Linked DNA regions of Mus musculus: regions 2, 3 and 4 are each linked to region 1. The links are chromatin loops, found by intact Hi-C in ENCODE. Cell type or tissue: gastrocnemius. All regions are shown on one strand. Links, peaks and the distances in the headings refer to the core of each region. The heading gives the core; the rest is flanking DNA. Region 1 has its middle 14 kb from the start of Gm13446. Region 2 overlaps Dab2ip (disabled 2 interacting protein). Region 3 overlaps Ttll11 (tubulin tyrosine ligase-like family, member 11). Region 4 overlaps Dab2ip (disabled 2 interacting protein).

Region 1 (3,947 bases), core at 913-3,412:
TCAAGACCCTAAGGTTGTCTACGGAACAGTAGAGACCAGGCCAGCTCCTGAGCATCTAGCAGTCCAAGAGGGACCCAGTATATTCTAGGTAGGGAGATGGCCCAGGGGAGGCCTAGAACAGAATGAGGATCAGGGTCCCACTCACAGGTGGCTTCCCCATTGAGAACAGGCCTCAGAGGGGCAGAGTGGATGTCAGGAGGATGGGAGAAGGGAATTGAACTTGACCCAACAAGAGATCTAGAACCAGGTAGTCCCCATGGGGATGTGAGAAGTTGCGGGACTCTGACATGTTCTGCAGATAGCCACGGGCTTTCCTGATGGGTTGGCTGTGGGATGGTAAGAGGAAGGGAAATGGACACCAAGGTTCCTGTTTCCCAGGGCAAAGGATGTGGTCGACGGTGAGGAGCAGAAGAGTGGCTGAGCTTCAGGCTAGCTTTGTACTCTGACAGTTGGGCTACAGTAGAGAGGCTGGTAGCTGGTGTAAGGCTGAGCCTAGGGTTGGGGGCAGGTTCTCGCCCTTCAGGGACGGGTGGGATTGAGATACAGGTGCCTAGAGGAAGTGCCAGGAGACAGAAGGAGGAAAGTCTAAGGGTGAAAGTCTGGCCTTAGAAGATGGGAATGAGAAAAAACTGCCCAAGAAGGGGAGTAAGCCAGCATGTGGCAGGAGATGGCTCAGGAGCAGGGGACCCCCAAAGCTGGGGGATTCAATAAGGATAGTGCACTTGGGGCTAGGGGGTGGCAAGAGGCCATAGAACAAGGACTAAATGCCATCTTCAATCAAAAGGCAGGGCATGAGCAAGGGCCACATAGTGTCAACAGGACAAAGACAAAGAGGTTCAGCTGATTGCAGGAATCCCAAGGAGTGACACCAAGTCAGAGAGGGCTTCCTGGAAGAAAGGTGGTATAAACAGAAACTGACGGAGTTTACACTCATCCCCTAGGAACAGAGGGGGTTGCCCAGGCTGGGGGAGCAAAATGAACTCGGGACAGGAAGAATGGCTGCAGCATGTCATTTGAGGAACTGACAAGGAGCAACAGGGAATGAATTACCTCACAGGATCCTAGGAGTCACCAAGCCCTTGATGGCAGGTGGGTGATGGAGTCCACCCTGAGATAGATAGACCGTGGAGACGCAGGTGGGGAAAAGATACAAAGTCGGGTGACAGAATGCAGGGACATTTTCTGGAAGCTATCACCAGTGAGTCAGGAGGACATGCGGGGTCTGGAGGACAGTAGCGTGTGACAAAAAGAGACCAGGCTGATGGGGACCTATCTCATGTGGTTGACTTCAATCTGGTCCAGCTAGAGCTGTGTGCCAGGGGCCCTGGCAGTACCTTTATCATGTCTTCTCGTTTCCCTAAAGGACCCCTCCCCCCACCGGCCTACCCCCCCCCAGTCCTCCAGCTCCCACCCCCAGCCCCCCCAGTCTCCCCCCACCCCCGCGCCCCCCATTCCAACCACAGCCGCCAGTGACTGCTCTCCAGCCTTCTTACACAGTGCAGGGACATGTGAGTGCCTGCTGGGTGCCCCAGGTCCTGGCACAGGAGAGAGGAGATGATCCAGGCAGACAGGCTCTGGGTTCCCATGGGGCCCTGCCCTACATATGGCCCGAATCAAGTGTAGTGTTGGGAAGGGAAGGAGCTGGAGAGAATTCTAGAAGGACGCAGTATTTATGCTACAGGAAGTGAAAGAGCGTTTGCAAGAATGGAAACAATGAGGACAGTGACAGGCAGAAGGGAAGAAAGGGGTCCGAGGGGGTGGAGCATGGGCTGATTGCCAGAAGCGCATTGGAACTTGACTGAGGGTGGTAGGGAGCTGTGGAAGGCCCTGAGCAGACACCACTCGCTCAGAGACTGAGGTCAGTGCAGAGAGCCATGACCAACCACCTCACCACAGACCCCCTTCTCTTACAGCTAACTCCCGTGACAGGTGAGACGGGCCACGACAAATCGGGCTCCTGCTGGACTTTAAACTCTATACCTCTAGAGCAGATCCTGAAGGCCATACAGGCTTGACCAGGGTATCCAGGCTGGTCATGGGGAGATGTGAAGCCATTCGACTCACAGCAGCGGGAGCTACCCACGGGGACGGCTGACTTACTGAGTCTGTACTCCAGATACCACCTATTGAGGTTGCCGGCAGAATGCTGAGGAAATAAATCTGTTCACTAAGACATCCCACCCCTTCCCTGCCAAGGTCCGGGGCTGGAAGCAGCCGGCAGACTAGCAGCGCCACCGTGTGGCAGATGTGGGCCAGCACAACAAGGCGGTTCCACTGGGAGCCAGGAATAACGTTTGTTTGTTTGTTTGTTTGTTTGTTTGTTTGTTTGTTTGGATGGCTGTCCCAACCAGGAACATGCTCTAAGCCCTGGGCTCCATTCTCAGCCCTCTTTTCACTTTCCTTTTCCTTTTTATTGAAAAAAAATTTGAGACAAAGTTTCCTTAATTTGCCTAGGCTAGATTTGAACTCACTCTGTAGCAAGGCCAGCCTTGAACTCAAAATCCCCCTGTTTCAGCCTTTGGAGTAGCTGGGGTTTCAGGCCTGTGCCACCAGGCCTAGCTAAGGACACTTGATTATATACAGCCTTTCATGATGTATTTTCAATTTACTTCTACAACAACATCATTGGTCTGTTGGAGATTGCCAATTACTAGGTAATACATATCTAATGAAAATGTGTAAATGACATGGATTCTATATGTGACAAAAATAGACAGGTTTTTTTTTCAGAATTATCACCTCTTATCCTGCCAAGTTAAACATGGATTGCACTTTGTCAAGTAAGCTTCAGCACTTTTTCTACAGAATGTGGGGTGTGTGTGTGTGTGTGTGTGTGTGTGTGAGAGAGAGAGATGTGGTATGTGCATGTGTATAGTGTGTGTGTATGTGTGCACATGGTATAATGTGGTATGTGTGTGTGTGGTTGGTGTGGTATGTGTTTGTGTGGGGGGGTGTACGATGTGGTACATGTGTATGTGTGCTTGTTATGATGTGGTGTGTATGTGTGTGTGCGTGTGGTACGATGTGGTACTCATGTGTGTGTGTGTTTGTTATGATGTGGTGTGTGTGTGTGTGTGTGTGTGTGTGTGTGTGTGATATGACATAGTATGCATGCATGTGTGTGAGGTGTGATGTGGTGTGTGCATGTGTATAGTGTGTGTAGTGTGTGTGCACATGGTATAATGTGGTATGTGTGTGTGTGGTATGATGTGGTGTGTTGTGTGTGTGTGTGTGTGTGTGTGGTACGATGTGGTACTCATGTGTGTGTGTGTGTGTGGTATGATTGATGTAGTATGCATGTGTGTGTGTGGTATGATGTAGTATGCATGTGTGTGTGTATATATATACACAAATAAGACCATATCATGCATGACTTATATTCTGAATTTTGTTTTTCTCTTTGCTAACAGTGGAGCAGAAACTAAAAAATATTTTACATATGTAGACATGTGTGAATCATGTTGAATAGAATGTTGTGTGCTTACTGTCTAATTAACGTAAATTTAAAAAATGTATGTGTGGGTCAGGCAGTGCCATACACCTTTAATCCCAGCACTTTAATCCTCTGTCTCTGTGAGACAGAGGCAGGCAGATCTCTGAGTTTGAGGCTATCCTGGTCTTCAGAGTGGCAAGACAAAAATCCTGTCTCAGAAAAAAAAAAAAAAAAAGTATGTGTTTGGGTGTGTGGTATGCAGGCAGGTGTGTGTGTGTGTGTGTGTGTGTGTGTGTGTGTGTGTGTGTGTTCCCATATGTGGGAGTGTTTATCTATAGGTGCACATTTGGAGATCTAAGGCTGACATAGGGAATCTTCCTTCTCATTCACTGAGGCAGTATCTCTCAGATGAACCCACAGCTTGGCCATATGGTAGTTCGTTTAGGCAGCTTGACCCAGCAGTCCCCTGTATCCACCCTTGGAGCCCTAGGATCACAGGCAGCCCACCAGGCCC
Region 2 (3,947 bases), core at 638-3,137, 190 kb before region 1:
CCAGAGAATGATGGCCAGCATATAGTACCGTCCTTTCAGGGCTCTGCGGGGCAGCTGTCCTGGCTCTGACTATACGGTTGTCTATGCTTGGGGGCTCCCACCTAAGCCTCTGGGTAGGATCTGGGCAAGCAAACCTTTCCCGTCAGCTTCCAGTTGACAGTTAAGCAATTTTCTTATCTCCTCGGATCTCCTCCCACATTAATCTTGTCAGTACAATGATGTTTGGGGAGGAGACGAATCACATGTGATCAGGAATCCTCATTTAACTGCAAGACTCGTTTCTTTTAAAAAAAAAAAATCCTGGTAGTGTTATCTGCTTGTTTTTTATACATTTCTCACTGTAGCCTAAACTGGCCTCTGGGTAGGCATTTTCTTTATGTTTCGGTGTAGCCAAGTGTAGGCAATTTCTCATTTGCAATCTGACAGACAGATCTGTTCTCACGAGGGTGAATGCTTGATGGTCCTTGCTTATTAGAAGGCCTAAAAACCCTCCAACTGCTTTTTTCTTTTTCTTTTCTATTTTTTAGGGGTCTGGAGGTGTTTTTGTGCCAGTTTGCTCTGGGCTTCTGTGTGTTCTTGCCCTTGTAAGGCTGAACTGCTCATGTTCAACCCAGGGTTATCGCACATCAGAAGACAGGATCCCAAACACTGACAGATGCGGGACAAACCGCTGGGGACGCAAGGCACTCACTCATCCAGCAGGTACGGCTGAAGTGCTCTCAGTGAGTTCATTTCCAGCTCAGGAAAACCTGACCCTAAAAACCAAGCACTAGATGCGTGGGGTCAGCCAGCCTTAGCCTCCCCTCACTGGTAACCCTGGGCAGAGCAGAGCTCAGCTCTTCTCTCATCAGGTTGCAGATTAATAGGGTCGACCTAGAACCTCTGCAGCAGGAAGCATGGCAGCTCTCAGCTCCCAGGAATCACTGGGGCTCCCAGCCTGTGCAGGTCGGGAGGGCCTTTAAGAGGTCAGCTGCTCCACTCCCAAGCACAGGGCTTTCCACAGAGAGGAGGGGCAGTCCCAGGTCACCCAGGTAGGGGTCATGACTAGAACAACAGTATTAGGTCAAGATCCAGTTACCTGTAGGAAAACAAGCCAGGACACAGATGAAGAAAGGCAAGTCAGGCTTAAAATAGCTAAATAAATCTTTAATATTTCTAATTGCAAATGTACAGAAATTGCACAGCCACACGGAGTCTTCGAACACCAACAACTTCTCTGTACATTATTACAGGGTTAAAAGTCTCGACTGGAGGGAAGGGCTCCGGCCGATCCAACCTTTGCATTTTTCCTTTTCACATACTTACAAAAGGGGGAGCTGGGCACAGTGGGGGATCGGGTAGCCTTGTGGCCGAGTATATAGAAAAGAGGGGCTGGTTCCCTGGACAGTCTGGCTCCCAGACCTATGAGTATGAGGGAGGAGTGTCCCTCGGGCAGGTGCTGGGGTACACGTTGAGCTCTGGCCCTGGTCCCCACCCCTACTCCTGGGCAGTCAGAGGTCTTCACTCAGAGGAAGTTTGGCAGTTTCCTTCACCCTAACACACAAGTTGAACAAAAAGGTCAGGTGTCTGTGTTGGCAAGGGTGGGGCCGCTCTCTCCATCAGATCTTGGGTGTCAGTGGCCAGGGTCTTCCCAGAGCAGGGCCTCTGGCAACTCCAGCCCTTGCTGTAAGCAGAGCTCAGACGCCCCAAGCCGTTGCTGTGGGCAGGAGGATGCTTTACTGGCCCCACTGGGGCATTTGCCCCCATCAACCTTCCACCCAAACAGCATGCTTGAAAGCCAACGAATCAATGCCCCGGGCAGGAAACAGACAGACAGACACCTAGACTGCAAAGCTCTTTGTCCTGCCCAGCACCGTTCTCCAGGCTCTAATATCAACCGTGAGAGCAGTGTCCTGGCCAGCCCTCGCAGCACCAGGACTAAAGGACTATGTACATCCCTTGGGTGAAATAGTTCCATTACAGTCAAACACCAAGAACATTTACAAAAAAAAAATTTACAAAAAAAATATTGCAGACTTGCAATTAAGATAAAAATCTGTGGAGAGTCTGTACACTTTTACAGTTTTTGCACTAGGTAAATAAGGCTCTCGGCCTGAGAGCTAACAACCCCACCAGAGGGGGCCATTGCATCTGGCCCTGCGCTCTCCTGTCCAGGCCTGGGGACCTCCCCATATTGCTAGGAGGCGCTCAGACAGAGGTCACTTTACGAGGCATGGGCGAGAGTGTGGGTGAGGAGGAAAACAGGGCTCCCTGGGCAGTGGAAGGGCAAGACCCAGGCCAGGCCAGGCCAGGCCAGGCCCTGCCCAAGAGGCCACCCCTGCTGAAATGCATGGGAGCAGGGGTGTGGACAGGAGTGGGGCAGGAAGAGGCAGTGGCAGGCCCTCAGCCCCACCTCCTTCCTTCCTGAGGTCTCTGACCCTTGATAGCCACGCCCTCTCCCAGCATTGGTCTGCAGCCTAACTGGGTTCTTTTACCCTTGCCTGTCCATCGTGGACTGAGGACAGGGCGCAGCCTAGCTAGGCCACACCTCAGGATGTCCACGCTTTCTAGTGAGGACTCTAGGAGCATTAAGTGCAGCTTGCCTAGCCCCATTCTGCTGCCTGGGCAAAGCCTAGCTCCTGCCCTAGGTGACTCAGAACCAGGGCTTGGAATCTAGAGTGTGGGAACAGATGGGGACCCAAGAAAGACCCAAGCTCCTGCCCTTCTCTGTCCCACAAAGGGGGGGGGGGGAGGGACAGATATGCTACAGAACAGCCTAGAGCTGGGGAAAACCAGCCCCAGCTGTGGGGGATGCCCCTCCCTGCCTGCAGTGCCTGGGTCCTTGGCTGGGGCTGGGAGGGTGAGGAGAGGCGACTGCACACGGGGCCTGGTGCAGGCTGCTGCTGTCTTGGAGAGGGAGCAAGTCTAACATCCTCCAGGGCCGCTATTTCCCATGCAGTGCGCTCGCTCAATTTAAAAGGCCCCTGTGTTCCAGCAAGCGAGCAAGCGGGCTTTTGTTTCTAATGCATACTGTGAAAGGAAAAAAAATCACAGTTATCCACCTTCTCAGGGCCGGCAGGCTTTAGAATTCTTTCTTAAACTATCAGAGAAGAGAGATCACCTTTGCAGGGTGAGCACTGGCTGGCCTCTCCCCACAGGGCCACTGTGCAGGCCACACTGGGACCCTGGAGAAGGCAGCTACAACGCATGGTGCAACCTGGCCACCTCTGCCCAGCTCTCTGGCTTCTGGAGTTCCAAGAGCATGAGCCAGGCCCGCATGTGAAGTGTGGGAAGCTATGGCTCCTCCCACGGGTATGAGGGCCCAGCAGAGAAAGTGCAGTGCTGTCTGTTTGGCAATGCAAGGAAGGAAGGGAAGGAGGGTGGAGGGTGTCACGTCTGGGATGGGCATAGGACCGAGGTTCTGTTCTTCAGTTCCTCACCCCCTGGAAGGGTCCCTGACCAGCTGCATGCAGTGGCAGGGGCTCAGGGCAGAGATGAACAGGGGCCACTCTGCCTGTCAACTACTCCATCAGGTCCTGGGGGCCATGGGAAACCCACAGCAGTGGCCCCTAAACCTTCCTTGAGCCCTTTGCAGGTAGCTTCCTCCATGGGAAAGGGTAAGGAGGGGTACATGCACCTGGCTGCTCAGAGAGAAGGTGCCACATACCAAACTCAACAACCAGAGACACATTCGGCAGGCCTCCCTGCAGACTGGCCCCACTCCCCAGTGCAGTCTCCGCTGCCTCTACCCACACCCACTGTTCAGGTGGGCAAAGAGAAGGGGGGCCACTGTGCCCTCAGTCTCACGCTCCATCAGTCTTACGCCCCCTCCACTGCAGGCTAGCCTGCAACTGTGGGAGTCTCCTGACGGAGACCCTGTCCCGGGCCACCACAGTCCCCCTCTCCTCAGGCAGGTTAACAATTGCTGCTGTTTCTGAACTCGCCGTTCTCAGTAATCTGCAATTTGG
Region 3 (3,947 bases), core at 906-3,405, 390 kb before region 1:
CATCCAGAGAGACGATTTTCTGTGCAGTAAAAGTCAGAGATTGGGTTAAGAGATGGCCCCAGTAGCTTCCTGTTTTAGCATTTTAAGCCCTGTTATACCAATGCCCATTTGACTGAAGCTGAATAGTCTCTGATATAATTTGCAGTCTCCTGACTTTGGGCCCGACATTCGTACCATACTCTTTTGGGGTCTCTGTCGTCTTCCTTCGGCCCCATCATTGCATCTCTGTGTGTTGGCATTCCGTCACTGTGATAAAGTGCATAACCTGCAGAGGGAAGAGGTTGTTTGGCTCCTAGTTTAGGGAATTCAAGGCCCAGTCAGTGGCTATTGGCTCCATTACCTTGGGCTTTTTATGTGTTAGCACGCTGTCGCAGGAACACGGGAAGGACCTGCCTACCTCACGGCAATGGGACCCAGGAGAGAAGAGACTGGCATTCTACAAGCTCCCTTGAAGGCACACAATAAATAACACAATAACCTCCCAGGAGGTCTCCCCTTCTACCACCCTGTAACAGCGTCATAGGCTGTCAGTCAATCCTGCAAGCCCCGGGCCTTCAAGATCCAACAGTAACATCTAAATAGGAAAATGCTAACTAGAGTGCAGATGGGCATCCAGTGGAAGTTTAATGATGGACATTCCTTATTAGCTTCAAACCTGAGTTTTAAATGTGGCGTTATTATTTCTATTGACTTCTCTGGTTTGTCAGAAAATAACATCTTCATTTTAAGGATTCAACTAATATATGATAATGTGAAATAAAAAGTGAATAAAGGGAGGCTGGAGAGATGGCTCAGAGGTTAAGAGCACTGACTGTTCTTCCAGTGGTCCTGAGTTCATTTCCCAGCGACCACATGGTGGCTCACAACCATCTGTAATGGGATCTGATGCCCTCTTCTGGCCTGCAGGCGTACATGCAGCTGAACGCTGGATAGTTTACAAATGGAGAAAGGGAGCCTGCAGGTGGTGCCTGCCTTTAGTTCCAGCACTTGGAAGGCTGGGGCAGGATGTCTCTGTGAGCTTGAAGCCAGCTAGTCTGGTGACTGAGTTCCAGGACAGCCAGAGCTATATATTGAGACCTTGCTTTTTGTTTGTTTGTTTGTTTGTTTTTGTTTTGTTTTTTGTTTTTTGTTTTTAAATCCCTACTTATTAGCTGAAACGAGGTGTATTTGGGCCACAGAAAAGTACCACTGTTTAGAAAGCAACAGTTCAGTACGAATTCTTTTTATTTATTTATTTATTTATTTATTTATTTATTTATTTATTTATTATATGTAAGTACACTGTAGCTGTCTTCAGACACACCAGAAGAGGGAGTCAGATCTCGTTACGGATGGTTGTGAGCCACCATGTGGTTGCTGGGATTTGAACTCTGGACCTTCGGAAGAGCAGTCAGGTGCTCTTACCCACTGAGCCATCTCACCAGCCCAAAGCGAACCACCCCAGATGGGACACGAACAGTACGAATTCTTTTCCTGTGTACAAGCAAATACACATAACAGATACAGATTTTTCTTAAACCCTGAGTTATACTAAACACTGTTCCTCATTAGCTTGCTTCTACCCACTCCCTGTACTTTCGACGTCTTCTTGGGTCAGTGCTACATCGAATTTCATTATGAAGAGATCATAGCTTGTGTTAGGTAGTTCTCATGCTTCTTGTTGTTTAACAAATAACATTATAAGACACACCTTCATCATAGGGTGCTGGCATTTTCTTTAAATAGGTAGGTCATGTACTTCCTGGACAGGCAAGCCAAACACAAAGCTTCATCAGACGTGGGAATGTGCCTGTGTGTGTGTGTGTGTGTGTGTGTGTGTGTGTGTGTGTGTGTGTGTGTATGTGTGTGTGTGTGTGATAGAGGAGGTGTGACTCACTGTAAAACAATAAAGGAATCTGGAGCTTTGTGATTTCTTTCATGGATTATTAGCGAGTGCATTTCATCCAGACAAGGGGAGACCCAGTTCCTGTTGTCCACGCACAGTCTCTACCCACATTCAACCAGCAGGTGGCGCCGGGCGGACGCAAATAGGCTTCTCGGGGGGATTTTTATAAAGGCTGCAGGAAGATGCAGGCTTGCTTCCCAGTTTTAGCAGATGGCCAATCAAAAAATTCCTTTGGAGTTTTATTTCCTTTTTCTTTCTTTCTTCTCCTTTTAAAAAATTTTTTTTTGCATATGGTCTTCCATCTGGGTATTTGAGAAAAGTACAGTTTTGTTATCAAAACAGCATTTATTATGGTGAAAGAGTTTGTATTTCTCAGCAAAGTTTTTTTTTTTTTTTACTTTACTTTTAGAGAATAAAGCCAAAACCTGCTCAATAATGTCTTGCAGCTTCTCAGAGGGCTCCATGGAGCTTGAGAGCTTCCATTTCCCCACAGTTAGTCCTAAGTTAGCTCTGAGGACTCAGCGCCTCAGGGTGGAGACAAGCACTTTGTTTGAGAAGACAAAACAGAAAGAAAGCAGTGCTCTCCACTGGGTCAGAGTAAAGGCAGGAAATAACCAAATCCTTTCTCTTGTCCTACAACCCTTTGGTGACTTATTTGCACAGCTGCCTGTGACGGTTGGCTTTAACTGTCAAGTTGACACAAGACTCACCCAAGAAGAAAGTTTTAGTGAAGAATTGTCTACCTCAGGTTGACCTGTGGGCATGCTGGTGGGGAACAATCTTGGTTGCCTTCACTGATGTGGGAAGACCAAGCCCACCGTGGGAGGTACCATTCCCTGGGCCTGGGGATCCTGAACTGAACAAGAGAAGAGAACACCAACTGAGCACTAGTAAGCAAGCAGGCATGCATTCAGATATCTCTCTGCTTCTGACTTTGAATGTGCTGTGCCCAGGAGACATCCCTGCAGAGGTAGAATATGGCCTGGAACTGTAGCCCAAAACACCGTCGTCTCCCGACCCCCACCCGCCATGTTGCCAGGGGTGTTTTACCACAGCCATGAGTGAAGCCAGAACATTTTCCTTCATGGAGACAGTATTCTGATCTGCCTGGCTGGGAGGCCCCACTAGGTAGTAAGTTTAAACTTGTCCTACCGACCCCTGCAGCCTCACCTCCACAGTCCCAACCCCCGCTTCTTCAGTACTTTGTGGCCTACTGTGTGTGTATGTGCTCACACACACCCATGAACATACATGTATAGGTCAGAGGGCAACCTCAGTGTCATCAGTCAGGCACATCTGCCTTTGTGGGGTGCAGTTTCTCACTGACCAACCAGGGCAGGCTGGCTAACAAGCTCCAAAGAAACATCTGCCTCTGCCTCCCTGGTGCTGACATCACATGTCATGTGGGCCCTCTGTGCCCATTTTTAAAAACTGAATTCTAGGGGTTGAATTCAAGTCTCCCCGCTTACAAGTCAAGCACTTGACCGACTGGGTGATTTCTACAGCACCGTGCTGGGGTTTTAGGTATCGGCTCCTCGATCGCTCTTTGTGGCATGTTTTTGCCTAGACCTGTGGACTTCATCCTTCATGTCTCCTTCAGTCCCCAACGCTGTCTTATTTCACAGGACTGATGTTAATTCTTGTTTTCCTTTCTATCTTCATGTTGTTTTGAAACAGGGTCTCATGAAGAAGGCTGGCCTTGAATTTGTTAGGTAGCTGAAGATGGCTTTGAACTTGGCCCTCCTACCTTCCAATGGCCAGGCATGTTCCTCTCCACCTGGCTCAACTTTGATAATTCTTTAAACTCCGGGCAAGCCTTTTCTTTCTCTACCACGCCTGCTCTGCTGCCCATGTCTAGGGCATTGAGCTGTTTTCTTTACGATACGTATGACTACGTTTCCTTCTCTCTTTGTCCTACTAGGAGGTCTGATGGGTCTGACTGATCATCAGCACACAGTAGACAGTCAAGTACATTGGTCTAATTGAAAGGTTTTATCTCTTGGGAGGTTAGCCATTGAAGTTGGCCTGTCTGGTCAGCATGACTTGACCTGCCTCCCAAGAA
Region 4 (3,947 bases), core at 537-3,036, 80 kb before region 1:
CTAAAGATGGAGTGGGGCGCAGCATACCCGCCTGCCTCTGAGGAACTCACCTCCCACTGTACACCGAGCCATCCCCACTGAAATACTTAGAGGACAAACTGGGCTGACGTCCTGAGACTTGAGACATGTGACCTGCCAGTCAGACAGGTAGGGGCAGCAATGGTGGGTACAATCTGTATAGGAAGAGAAGCCAACTGGAAGGAATGGTGGCTCCACACGAGTGCCAGCAGGGCTCTGGCTTGTAGGAGATGCCAAAAGGCCCTGGGGGCAATAGTCTGAACCTTCAAGCTGGACATGCCTGAGTCCAGCTGGGAGCCTGGGAGCTGGGTGGACCATGTGGCCCCCCAAGTACTAAGAAGTACCCCTGGGAACCAATGGTATGCTCCGGTCCTTATCTTGCGGGAGACCTCTGAAATCCAATTTGTTGTTTATCTTCTCTCCCTCCCTCTGTTCCTGCTGAGGTACACAGACCCTATGGTGGCCTTTGGCCCCAACTTCTCTATCTTGGGGTCTGGCAGGCTCACTCCCTTTTTGGGGTGCGGATGAAAAGTGTTCTGCGTGCTTTGCTTCAGTTTGCAGAGTGCCTGGTCTGTTCCAGCAGTGAACTCGGAGCTCACCTGAACACATCAGATCCACAGCAGTGCTAAGGTTGCATACCGGTATCATCTTCACTTTACACAGGAATAAACTATAGGCCAGAGATGGAGAGCCCTGCCCGAGGCCACACAGCTCGGATGGTGGAGCCCAGCTCTTCGAAACCCCACACTCTGGTCTCTGCCTTGCTATCCCACGGCCAGGCAGAGCTGGAGGTCAGGCTTTGGCTTTCTCCCATAGTGCCCCAGCCCCAGCCTTCCTAGTGGTGGAGGATGGGGTCCCTCTCTAACAGCTGCTCCCATGAGAAGTCAATGCGACAGGCCACACAGGCACAGCCATGCTGCCATCTGGAGTGCTGGTAAGCCTGAATCACACACCCAGCTCAGCAATGGTGTGCGGCACCCATCTGGACTCCAAGGGTAGATGACCCAGATGCTATGCTCTAGGCTTTAGTGTGAGAAGCCAACACTCCAGGGGTCAGCTCCAGACCTTCTCAATATACCTTCATTCTTCAGAGCATATTGAGGGGTTCCTGGGAGCCCACTCCTGACACCTCAAAGATGGACTCTAGGAGTCCTTGCAAGCAAAGAGGCCCAAGTAGGGCTGGGACACACAGCAGCATTCCAGGAAAGTGAAGATGAATGTAGACGCTGAGAAAAAACCTGGTCGCACCAGAAGGAAGTATTGGCCAAATATCTGGCACCTGGTAAGGCCTAGCATAGAACAGCTGTCAGGACTGGCATTCAGAAAGCCCCAGAGCTCCCTGGGCATTAGTGTGGGCACCCAGAGTGCCCAAGCTTATGGGGCAACAGTACAGGATCCCTTGACGGAAGGGAAGAGGTAATGAGCCTGGAATGGACCCAATGTTACCAACCAGTTCATACAAAGTAGACCGAGGACTAGCCTTCTCAAGCACTAACCACTGTACTGTCCGGAAAAAGAGCCCTGGGTTCCAGGGCCCTCGATGAGCAGGTCTCTCCAGCAAGCAGGACTCACTCCTGTTAAGTCTGGAACAAGCACCACTCAGCTCCATATGCCCTGTGACGAGGCTTGGATATTCTGAATGACAGGACAGGCTTACCTAGGTGAGAGGAGTGCTCTATTTCTCTAAGGAAGCTGCTCTTTCTCCTGATACCAGTAAATGGGGAAGTGAGGTACACTGACAAGTAGATAAGCCACCCAAATCCACAAGCCAGGCTCAGAACCACACAGCACAGTATGACTCTTAGATGTCTCCATCCCTCACTGCTTCCACACAACTGCAAGGCCCACCCCATCCAACCTTCAGATAAGGATACCAAAGCCAAGAAGAGAAGACCCTTCTCAGTGGCGCACAGTGCATAACCCTGGGATGCTGGAGACACTGTCTGTCCCTCACAGCCTTGCCAAGAACAACATGATGCTCTCGAGGGCAGTGAGCCCTCCCCCAGTAGGAGGCGGTAGCTTAGCTAACTAACACCTTTGCCTGGCCATCTGTGGGTCTCCACAACCAGCTACCAACTCCTCCGGGCACTCTCCTGTTTCTGAACTCAGAGCCTATGTTCCTTTCCCCTCCTTGCTGAGGACAAAAATGAGGTGGGGCACAGATGGAGCTGGGGGGCTGCCACCAGCCCTGTAGGTAAGGCTTCCATTAGGGGACCAACCCCTAGCCATGCCAAAACTAACACCAAGATCAGAAGGGAATGGTTCAATACTTCAGGGTGGCTTCCTAAAAGGAGGCACACCCTGATCCAACCTGCCCCTGGGTCAGTGGAAGAAGGACAAGGAGCCCCTGGCCCCCTGCACGCTGACCCGCAACTCTGCCCACACCCACAACTGGTCACGACTGAAGGCCCCTTCTCAGGTCCACACTGCTGTCTCTGTCCTCCATGCAGGATGAACTCGCTCTACAGGACTGCTGTCCTCTGCTCCCATACAGGATGAACTACACCAAGGGCTTTTTCCTTTTCCTTCTCTGGCATACGTACAGGCTGTCCCTTCCTGCCTGCCGGGTAAAGGACAACAGTTCACACCTAACTTGTCTGAGCTGCGGGCACAGGCTTCTAGCTTCCCAGGCAGGACCCTGTTGCCACTGCCACTATTTCTGAAGCTCAGAGAGACAGCTGGCAGAAAGACAGTTTTCTCGAAGTAGGACTTGGACCTAGGGCCGAGTAGGTCACTCCCAGCAAAGCAAATCCCAGCAGCTTAGCAGACACATTCTCAATCAACGTCAGCTCCTCTCTGAAACCTTCCTTAATTTCCCCAACTAGAATTCCCATCAGGGCTGGTCTAACCCCTGACTTTCAGCAAACCGTGAGTTCCTTCCAAGCTAGCACAGAGCTGGACGCAGCTGGGAGCCAAGCTCAGACGAGTCTGATCCATTGAACATCGATCGCTGCTGGCCTCATTCATTAGCTGACAAGGAGGCAGAGCTCTGCTCCTCTGGAGCCTCTACAGTGGGCACAGAAGAGGGCACCATCATGCCAGGCACCAGAGCACAGGAAGGGCAGGAAAGGCCCTGGGGGGCCAAACCCCTGAACCTTCATCCCAAACCCATCCTCACACCAAGAATCTGTCACAATGGCAGATTCTTACAGCTGAGAAAAACAAAGGCTCAGGAAATGAGGCGATTCATGCTTGAACCTGGGTCTCTGGTTGCCTAGACTAGGCACAGGAACTAGCCAGAGGCCACTTCAGCAAAGGCCGGGATATCACATGCTTTGGGGAATCCTCAAACTAAGTTTACAAACCTGTGGGCAGAGTCAGACAGCTTAAACTTGAACTCTGTGCACAGGGAACTCAGTACTTCCTAAATAAACCCTGTACATTGTTACTTGGCTCTACCGCTGGGGCCGGAACGTCTTCTCCATTCTGGGGGGAAGTAAACTAAAGCCTGCCTGCTTCACTGACCCAAACCTAAAAAATAAACAAGGGGCCACTCTCACACCTCTCCAGGCAGGCTTGGCACATTCTGCCTGTGGTGAGGCTGGGCCGGGGCCAGGCTTCCCATGCCCCAGATAACCTTAGGATGTAAACTAAGGCAGCTTCTGCATCACAGACACCTTCAGTGGGCCTAAGCCACCGAAGCATTATGGCCTTACACAACCCAGGCCTGGCAGAGTCTCTGTGTGGAGCCCCTGACCCTACTTACTTACCAGCCCAGCACAAGTCAGCATGAAACGTTAGGGCCTCTCTAGCTGAAGATCTTATTACTGGCTCGAAGAAAGGCTTGCATTTCTCCCTCCCCATTTTGAAAGAAGTACCCTTCCAAGGACCACTCAGAGTGGCTCCAGGCCCCTACAAACCTGGCTCTCCCCACAGGAAGCCCACTCAGCTCTCCATCCAAAAGATGAGGAAGCAAGACAGGACTGGAA

Evidence for each region. Peaks named below come from ENCODE experiments on the same cell type or tissue, not always from the same donor. Only the 100,000 strongest peaks of a DNase experiment are listed, where the experiment ranks them.
Region 2: it touches region 1 in a loop (2.9-fold over the local background); 18 of 42 quality-filtered maps call a loop at or near these places.
Region 3: it touches region 1 in a loop (8-fold over the local background); 22 of 42 quality-filtered maps call a loop at or near these places.
Region 4: a loop joins it to region 1, with 2.5 times the contacts of the local background. A loop is called at or near these places in 17 of 42 quality-filtered maps.

What each region holds. Positions count from the first base shown.
Region 1 is chr2:35,543,100-35,547,046 of GRCm38, reverse strand. No RefSeq gene overlaps it. Among named protein-coding and RNA genes, the nearest start is that of Gm13446, 14 kb to the left of the region's middle. In gastrocnemius, for the core only: a CTCF peak has its summit at 2,245 (motif pointing left); DNase peaks (open chromatin) are centred at 1,600, 1,752 and 2,194; H3K4me3 peaks cover 398 bases; H3K27ac peaks cover 625 bases.
Region 2 is chr2:35,728,173-35,732,119 of GRCm38, reverse strand. Dab2ip (disabled 2 interacting protein) reads right to left here. Exons shown (of 16, transcript NM_001114124.2): 16 at 1,126-3,947. The coding sequence ends at 3,895. Among named protein-coding and RNA genes, the nearest start is that of 9030204H09Rik, 89 kb to the left of the region's middle. In gastrocnemius, for the core only: a CTCF peak has its summit at 2,104 (motif pointing right); a DNase peak (open chromatin) is centred at 2,270; H3K27ac peaks cover 1,563 bases.
Region 3 is chr2:35,928,776-35,932,722 of GRCm38, reverse strand. The region is part of intron 3 of Ttll11 (tubulin tyrosine ligase-like family, member 11); the gene reads left to right. Among named protein-coding and RNA genes, the nearest start is that of Gm35396, 47 kb to the right of the region's middle. In gastrocnemius, for the core only: CTCF peaks have their summits at 913 (motif pointing left) and 2,001 (motif pointing right); DNase peaks (open chromatin) are centred at 972 and 2,002.
Region 4 is chr2:35,622,644-35,626,590 of GRCm38, reverse strand. The region is part of intron 1 of Dab2ip (disabled 2 interacting protein); the gene reads right to left. Among named protein-coding and RNA genes, the nearest start is that of Dab2ip, 2.6 kb to the right of the region's middle. In gastrocnemius, for the core only: a CTCF peak has its summit at 2,021 (motif pointing right); DNase peaks (open chromatin) are centred at 2,021, 2,347, 2,641, 2,953 and 2 more places; H3K4me3 peaks cover 2,500 bases; H3K27ac peaks cover 2,500 bases.